Linked DNA regions of Homo sapiens: region 1 is linked to region 2. Evidence: chromatin contacts called from ENCODE Hi-C data. All regions are on one chromosome and are shown on one strand. The core of a region is the stretch at or near the end of the contact, and the rest is flanking DNA. Distances in the headings are between cores, read along the strand shown. Region 1 overlaps INPP4B (inositol polyphosphate-4-phosphatase type II B). Region 2 overlaps IL15 (interleukin 15).

Evidence for each region. A loop is a pair of places that touch in the nucleus more often than their neighbours do. Pooled maps may share reads with other maps.
Region 1: a loop to region 2 is called in a map of endothelial cell of umbilical vein, with 6 times the contacts of the local background. The contact joins two enhancer-like sites. A Hi-C loop is called at or near these places in 1 of 168 maps with a recorded cell type or tissue (endothelial cell of umbilical vein), 1 of 37 single-sample maps with no recorded cell type and 2 of 50 pooled maps.

What each region holds. Positions count from the first base shown.
Region 1 is chr4:142,119,852-142,123,817 of GRCh38, reverse strand. INPP4B (inositol polyphosphate-4-phosphatase type II B) reads left to right here. Exons shown (of 26, transcript NM_001101669.3): 20 at 403-526; 21 at 1,573-1,690. Among named protein-coding and RNA genes, the nearest start is that of IL15, 490 kb to the right of the region's middle. Within about 2 kb of position 1,682, at least 2 of the 41 ENCODE cell types and tissues checked have a DNase peak (open chromatin) inside an H3K27ac peak, as active enhancers do.
Region 2 is chr4:141,712,175-141,716,000 of GRCh38, reverse strand. The region is part of intron 2 of IL15 (interleukin 15); the gene reads right to left. Among named protein-coding and RNA genes, the nearest start is that of IL15, 78 kb to the right of the region's middle. Within about 2 kb of position 2,045, at least 4 of the 41 ENCODE cell types and tissues checked have a DNase peak (open chromatin) inside an H3K27ac peak, as active enhancers do.

The DNA.
Region 1 (3,966 bases), core at 433-2,932, 410 kb before region 2:
CCTTATACATACATGTTTCGTCATTGTGTTCTTTTAATGACCCTGTGAAATGATTATTATCATCTCTATTTTACATGTACAAAAAATAGTAAGATTTGGAAGTGCTTAAGTGTTTATGAATTTACTGTTAGAAATGGTAGATATAAGATTTGAAGACCTATCAACCTTACTCCTGTCCATGTTCTTTTTCCCTTTGCACTTCTACCTTCCCCAAGACTTTTATACACAGCAATTCTAGATCAAAGACTGTCAACTTGTTTTACTATGCCTACCAAATAGTTGTAGTTTTGTTATACATACCTGATAATCGAATCTGTGATGCCTCAGAAGTCTTAAAATATTTCAAAATAAAACAAATACGTTTGCTAACTGCAGTAAATCTCATCAATATTTTTTTTTCAGCTTGCTGGATTGGTTTGTGGTTTTATCATCAAATTACAGACAAGTCTGTATGACCCAGGCTTCCTACAGCAGCTTCACACAGTGGGGTTGATAGTACAATATGAAGGACTGCTAAGTACATACAGTGAGTATTGCTTTAGTACAAGTTAAAATCACATTTCTATTCAGAAGGACATTTAATCCAGAAATTTTTCAAGAAAACATAAAAATAAGTAAACCTTTATTGTGCCAAGTATTACAAAAATAATATAACTTTCAGTTTTTTGCATTCACCTTGTAACTTACTTTTGCCTCCTATTATGCTTTGAAAATGGAATTATAGATTATTTCAGAGTGGACTCCTGAGCAGCCATCTGGCTTTTTTAATATAAAAGGCTCTGTGCCAACATAGTTGCAATGACTGGATTTTAAAGTCTCAACCCTGTAATGTCTAGAACTGCACTGTTCAATATAGTAGCCTTGTGTGACTTTTGGGTAATTGAAATGTGTCTAGTCCAAATCAATAAGTACTAGATATGCATACCAGATTTCAAAAACTAGTTTTAAAAGATATTTTATATTGATAATTAATAATTTCATATTAATTTACAATTGAAATGGTATTTTGGATATACTGGATTAAGTAAAATATATTATTAAAATTAATTCTACCTTTTTAATTTCACTCTTTTAAAAAATGACTACCAGGAAATTTAAAATTATATATGTGGCTCACATATTTCTGTTAGAGAGTGCTGATCTGGAATCTTAATGATCTCCCTGTCAGGCTTCATTTGTTAATGTATGGAGATGCAAAACTAGCATGAACCTGGGTCAGTGATGATAAATTCAGCTACCTCTGTTATTTCTAGACAACAGATATCAGTCCTGCCAGTAGAAAGAAAGGTGCACAAATCACAAAGGGGTTAAAACACTCTCTCCAGCCTCACAGCAAATGTCCACGTTCTTCCTTCCCTCAAAGGGTAGATTGACTTCTGAAGTCCATTGAAATGGTTCTCATTTCACTAAGAAACACCTTCAGCCTCTGAGGAAAAGTGTCTAGAGTAGGTTCACTGCATTCAGAAACTCATTCAATAAAATGCTAGAACAAATTCCAGCAGGGAGGCATAGTAGCTAGTGACATTTTCCTCAAATGTTTGTTTGTAGCTAAGTGCCTTTTCTATTGTTTAGGCGATGAAATTGGAATGCTAGAGGACATGGCCGTTGGCATTTCCGATTTAAAGAAAGTTGCATTTAAAATAATTGAAGCCAAATCCAATGATGTGTTGCCAGTTATAACAGGAAGACGGTAAGCAGTGCTCACTTCCTGAAGACCAGGCTTTGTTAGACATGTCGTGTTAACTCCTGTCAGAGGAGGCAAGGAGAATTCAGGTTTGATTTGGGAATATTTCTTTTGTTTTTTTTCTTTTCCTTTTTGGTAAGAAATACACATGGATGATATGATAGGGGACAATCTCAAAAAACTCCTGGAAGTCTCATGAATGTTTTAAATTGTAGTGAGTTGAGTATGGCAGTACTCTCCCACAAAATACAAGAAATTCAAAATAATAGCCTGCATGAGAACATTTTTCTCCTTATTACTATCTCATCCAAAGCTCTGGGTGTTTTTACTTTTGCGGGAGTTGTTCAGTTAATAGACTCATAATTCTTGAAATGACTTTAAATTAAATTCAGTTAAAAGCAGCAACATTTTAGAAAAGATATATTTCTGTGTCAGGGGAATATACCACCATTTTTCTTAATTATTTTTGACAATTCACTCTCAGACTATGAGATTTCCGAGAAGGGTTTTCAATAAATAGCTTCGAAGGTCAGTGTATGATAGGCAAAATGTCAGAAATAATTAAGAAAAATGATGGTGTGTAGAACAGACCTCCAATAGAAGAGGTACATCTTATAGTAAGTTGTCTCAATCAGAGGTCCAAACTATTCCGGTGTTAGTGCTTTTAATTGCTGCATGAGGATATTTAAAATTTGAAACATTCTGGGGTCATGTTCAAAACATATGAACATACAAAAGGGAGAGCCTTTTCATGCTAGAGAGAGATGCAAAACACACTGAGTATAAAGTTCAAAGTAAACTTGTTTTCCTGTTGATAGTAAACATATAATAATTATTTTAAATGTTATGAAGGATACCCAGAACCACATAGTTGACTGAAAGGTGACTTTCTTACTCACAAAAAAACCCACATCCTCAGAAACTAAATATTTACCTAGAATTAATGCTTAACTTGCCATTCATTTGGGAGAAAAAGAATAAAATTGCTCATACGCACACCTGAAAAACAGTACAATTCTATATTTCTCTCAAGTTTACTATCAAAAGTGAAACACTAACACTTATATCACAATGTTTAAGGGAAGCTTACCAGGCCATTTAGTGTAGGCAGAGTACAGCATGCTTTTTCTGAGGAAGTTCTTCAAACAGTATTGAAACTCAAAAGTGATCATGCAGGTAGGGGCATGGCTCCTAGAATGATGAAGTGAGCAGCTTAGCACACCCTCTCTCCAAAAGGAATATTACAACTGGAAATAACAATCCAAAACAACCATTTTAGGATAAACAGAATAAATTGGATGCACACCACAAATTCAGAAGTACTTATTTGTGAGAAACTAGTGAACATTGGGCAGCATCAGTAGAAGTCTGTGGCATTTTGCTGAGGGCTGCTCCCATCAACCCTGGCCCTGTGAACACAATTTCCTAGGGCAAGGCCATTAACACCAGCAGCTTCACTAACAGAGGGGGCTGACTTGACTTGGATTGGAGTAGGAAATAGCACAGTCCTGAAAGTTGTCAGAAATGGTGGTTTAGATTAACGAGTCTAACTTATAATCACATCGAAAAGAATAGGTATAAACTTAACAAAGTTAGTCTGAATGTTGTACACAGAAGACACAAAATATTGCTGAGAGAAATTAATAGGATCCACTAAATGGAGAGACAGCCTGTGTTCATGGATTAGAAGACTCAATATTGTTTAGTAATTCTCCATAATTGATCTATAGATTCATTGCAATCGCTATCTAAATCTCCGTAGTCTTTTTGCAGAAATTGGCAAGCCTAACCTAAAATTTATATGTAAATGCAAAGGACCCAGACATTTTGTAAAAGAAGAACAAAGTGGAAAAACTTACACTTTCTGACTTCACAAATTACTACAAAACTATAATAATCAAGACAATGTAGTATTAGCATAAGTATATAATGTAGATTAATAGAACAAAATTTACTGTCCAGAAATAAACTATTATCTTTAAAGTCAATTGATTTTAAACAAAGCTGCCAAGGTAATTCAATGGAGAATGGAGAATCTTTTCAAAAAATGATGCTGGGACAATTGGTTTATCTATATGGAAAGAGAAGAATTTACACATACACAAAAATTAGCTCACAATAGATTATAGATCTAAATGTAAGAGCTAAAACTGTGAAACTTCTAGAAGAAAACTCAGAAGGAAATATTTGTAAGTTGGGTTTAGGTAATGAGTTCTATATATATACATATATATACACACGTATATATACGTATATATGTATATATATATAGAACTCATATA
Region 2 (3,826 bases), core at 796-3,295:
TTTTCCTTCTGCTTCAAATATTCTTCACCCAGATACTGTCGGGGCTCACACCATTGCTATTTCCCAAGCAAATCATTGCTTGTGAAAATAACTGTAAACATCTTACATTCTATACCAATATTATAGTTCTTCCCAGTGAGGAAAGATGATCTAACATACTTGATGTTTTGTTCTGCTTATTAACTTGTCTAATCACACATTTAAAATTAATTAAACATACAAGAATAAAAGATTTACAAGTATTGGTTTTCTGGGTTAAATGCATCATCCATTCATTCAAACCACTAGAAAAGACAAGCCGAGACTGAATAGAATATAGAGACTATAAGACAACATCACTTTCCTTGATTCATTTAGTAAATATTCACTGAATATTTATTATGGGCTAGGCATTTTTTATGACCTTGGAATACATCAATGATGGCAGAACACAATCTTGATTTCAGAAAGAAAGATGAACCATATAGAAAATGCACAAATAAGTTATTATAATTATGTATTTTATTAGAGAGTGAAAAATTATCTAGGAAAAAGGAAACAAGGTAAGAAGGGTGAGGTTGAAATTTTGGGTAGTCAGGGTAAAGATAGAAAGGGTGTGAGCCCCGGTGGTATCTCAGTGAAGACTATTTGAAGCAGAGGGAATAGCTAGGGCAGAGGCAACTGTGTGGCTATGAGTCTAAGGGACAGAAAAGAAGCCAGTGGAATGAGCAAGGGCAAGAGTAGTCTGAGATGAGGTCAGAAAGGTGGAGGAGAGGAGGACCTGAATCTGCTTGGGGTAGCAGTGGAGATAGATACATGTGGTTAGAGTCTGGAATCATTTTTTATGATAGGACTAATATAATTTCCAGACAGATTGCAGGGTACAGGAGGAAAAAGAGAATGAGAATGACTCTGAGTCTTTTCCTCTGAACACCTGAGAAGATGGAGCTGACATCAACTGAAAAAAGCAAGCCTTGGACACAGCTGATGCCTTGAGGAGAGGGGACAGGTCAGGAGTTTCAGTTCTGGACATGCTGAGTTTGAAAGGCTCATTAGATATGCACAAGGAAATATCAAATATGCCATTGGATACATAAATCTCGAGTTCAGGAATGTGTCTGAACTGGAAATAGATATGCAACTCATCAGAGTGCTCATGAGGGAGTGATGTAGGTAGAGAAAAGGACCAAAACCTGAGCATGGGATACTTCAGTATTAATTAGGTCAAGGATTATAAAAGAAGGACCAGGAAAGAAAAATCAAAAGGAATGACTACTGAATAAGGGGAAAATGAAGAGTATCATATTCTAGAAGTCAGTCAAGGGAAGTATATCCAGCAAAAGGGAATGATGGACACATCAAATGCACTGACAGGCCAAGCAAGACACAGTTTCAGCACTGACCAGTGGGCTTGGCAACCCGGAGGTCATGTCAGATGACTCTGACAATAGCACTTTTAGGGGTTAGATGGAGGCAGAAGCCTGCCTGGGATGGCTGACAAGAAAGTAGCAAGAAAAGGTTTTTAAGATGCTAGTGCAGGCAATGTTTTTAAGAATCCTGCTCCAAAAGGGAGGAAGGAAAGGGGGTTGTTGCAGGTGGTAAGTGGTGGAAATAACAACATGTTTGCATGCTGATGGGACTGACTTATTAGAGAGGGGGAATTAAGGATTTTGGAGGGGGTGGGAAGTGCCAGAGTAATGTTCTCTAATAAGCAAGTGAAGATGAGGATGTTAGCTCACCTCCAAGAGGGGGCGAGGGCTGAGTCATCTACTGTCACGGGAAGGAATGCTGAGTTATAAGGGGGATGGGGCTGGTAGGTAGGTGTAAGTTTTCTACTATTACTTCCATTTTCTCAGTGAATTAAAATAAAAAGACATGAGCAGAAAGTGAAGATTGGAGGAGGATGGGGACAGGAGGAGGATGGGGACAGGAGGAGGAGGAGAGGGAAGAGGACACACAAAATAGCCATTTAGGTAACTGGGAGAATAGTATGAGAGCCTGACCTTTTGAAGGATCAATGTTGTGAATGGTTGTGGAGTGAGATTAGTCATTAGGGTGGTATGTGTTTTCTCCAGCCACAGTAAGCTGAAAGGGAAAGAAAGCCTGGAATAGGTACAGAACTGGATTTAAACATGTTATGTGTATACCAAGCAAGTACAAGGAAGAGAGGGGCAAGGGATTTCAAACTATATGTAAGGGAGCGATTGGGAGATTTGTCCAGGAAATTTTACTTCATTTCTTTATGATAGGACTTCATAAAGGTAGTGTTACGTGAATCATACCTTGAAGGTTGGATATATTCTAGGCATGAGTGAAAGGAGAAAAACAGCATTGAGGCAGAAGGCAGAACCCAAGCAAGGCCATATGCAACCAAGTATAGTGTGTTTTCAGATGACTGTGAGCCATTTTCCTAACAGTATGAAAGTAGTGGTCAGTAAGACTCCACAAAACTGTCACCGTTGTTTAAAGCAGCAACTGGTTAACACTTTGTGTAGAGGGCCAGATAATGTTTTATGCTTTGCAAGTCTTGTAGACTTTGTTGCCAGTGATTAACTCATCCACTGTAGTGTAAGAGCAGCTATAGACAACACATAAACAAATGGGTATGGCTGTGTTCCAATACAACTTTATTTATAAAAACAGGTGGTTGATGGATTTGAATCACCAACCACCTGCTTTGATAAATAACTAGTCGGTTTTGATAAATAAACAGTTGGTTTGCCAGCTTTTGACCGCTACAGATCTCTTCAGTCCTAATTTAAGTACAGCTGAGAAAGTGATATCTTTAAACATCTCCAATCTTCCTATCATTAATCGCACTAAGACATTTTCAGCAATTGCTTTCAAACTGTTTTAAATTGACACCAATATGAGATTTTCAAATAAGAAATGTCCTCAAACTTAATCTGTATTCAATATCAAGGCTAAATAAGCCCCAATACAAACTATAATAACTTGGGTTACTATAATGATTTTTAAAAATTCATTCATACAAATATAAGACCTGAGGTTGGTATTAATTCTCTTATAAGGCTACACAATATGTTTATAAGGCCTATAAATTTCAGCTTATCAAAACAAAAAAAAATGATTAGGTAACTACTTCATACAAAGGTATATAAATATATGTATCTTTTTTAATGAAACACCTTTAAGTTCTTTGGAATGCTTAAAATAAGACAAATTGGTTAATTATATTGAAATGTTTCCAAAGCAAACAATAATCTATATAAATATTTTTTGAGCTGCCAGGGACAGAGGTAGCAGTAAGATTTGGACATCTTAGTTTCAATCACTATCAAAAAGCATTAATTAAACAGATAGTGGGTAAATATAGAAACACTATATTTAAACAATATATTTATATATAGAAATATATATTTAAACAATATTTAATATATATTTAAACAATATATTTATTTATAGAAATATATAAAATAAATATAGAAACACCTCAGGTAGCTTATTGTTTAAGGTAAACAAGGGATATTCATTTATGTAGCTGGAGGGGATATATGGTAGATCTCTTACCACTCTCTGATCATAGTTTTCTGTAGCACTATGTTCATGGGCTATTGTCACTTGGTGCAAATGTTTTTGAAAATGTTTGGTATAAATGTTTTTGAAAAATCCCAGCTAGTATAATTCTCCAGGGCAGGAACAATGGACAGCTTCCTCAGGGCAGCAAAAATATATTTAACCTACTGTCCGGAAACAATCAATGATATCTGTTCCTCTAGTCAGTTTTCAAAAGCACTTCATTCAAACACTCACTAAGGTGAAGAAATTATCCCAAACCATAGTACAGAAGAAGAAAAAGTTGGAAATTATCAGATAGATAGGTGTA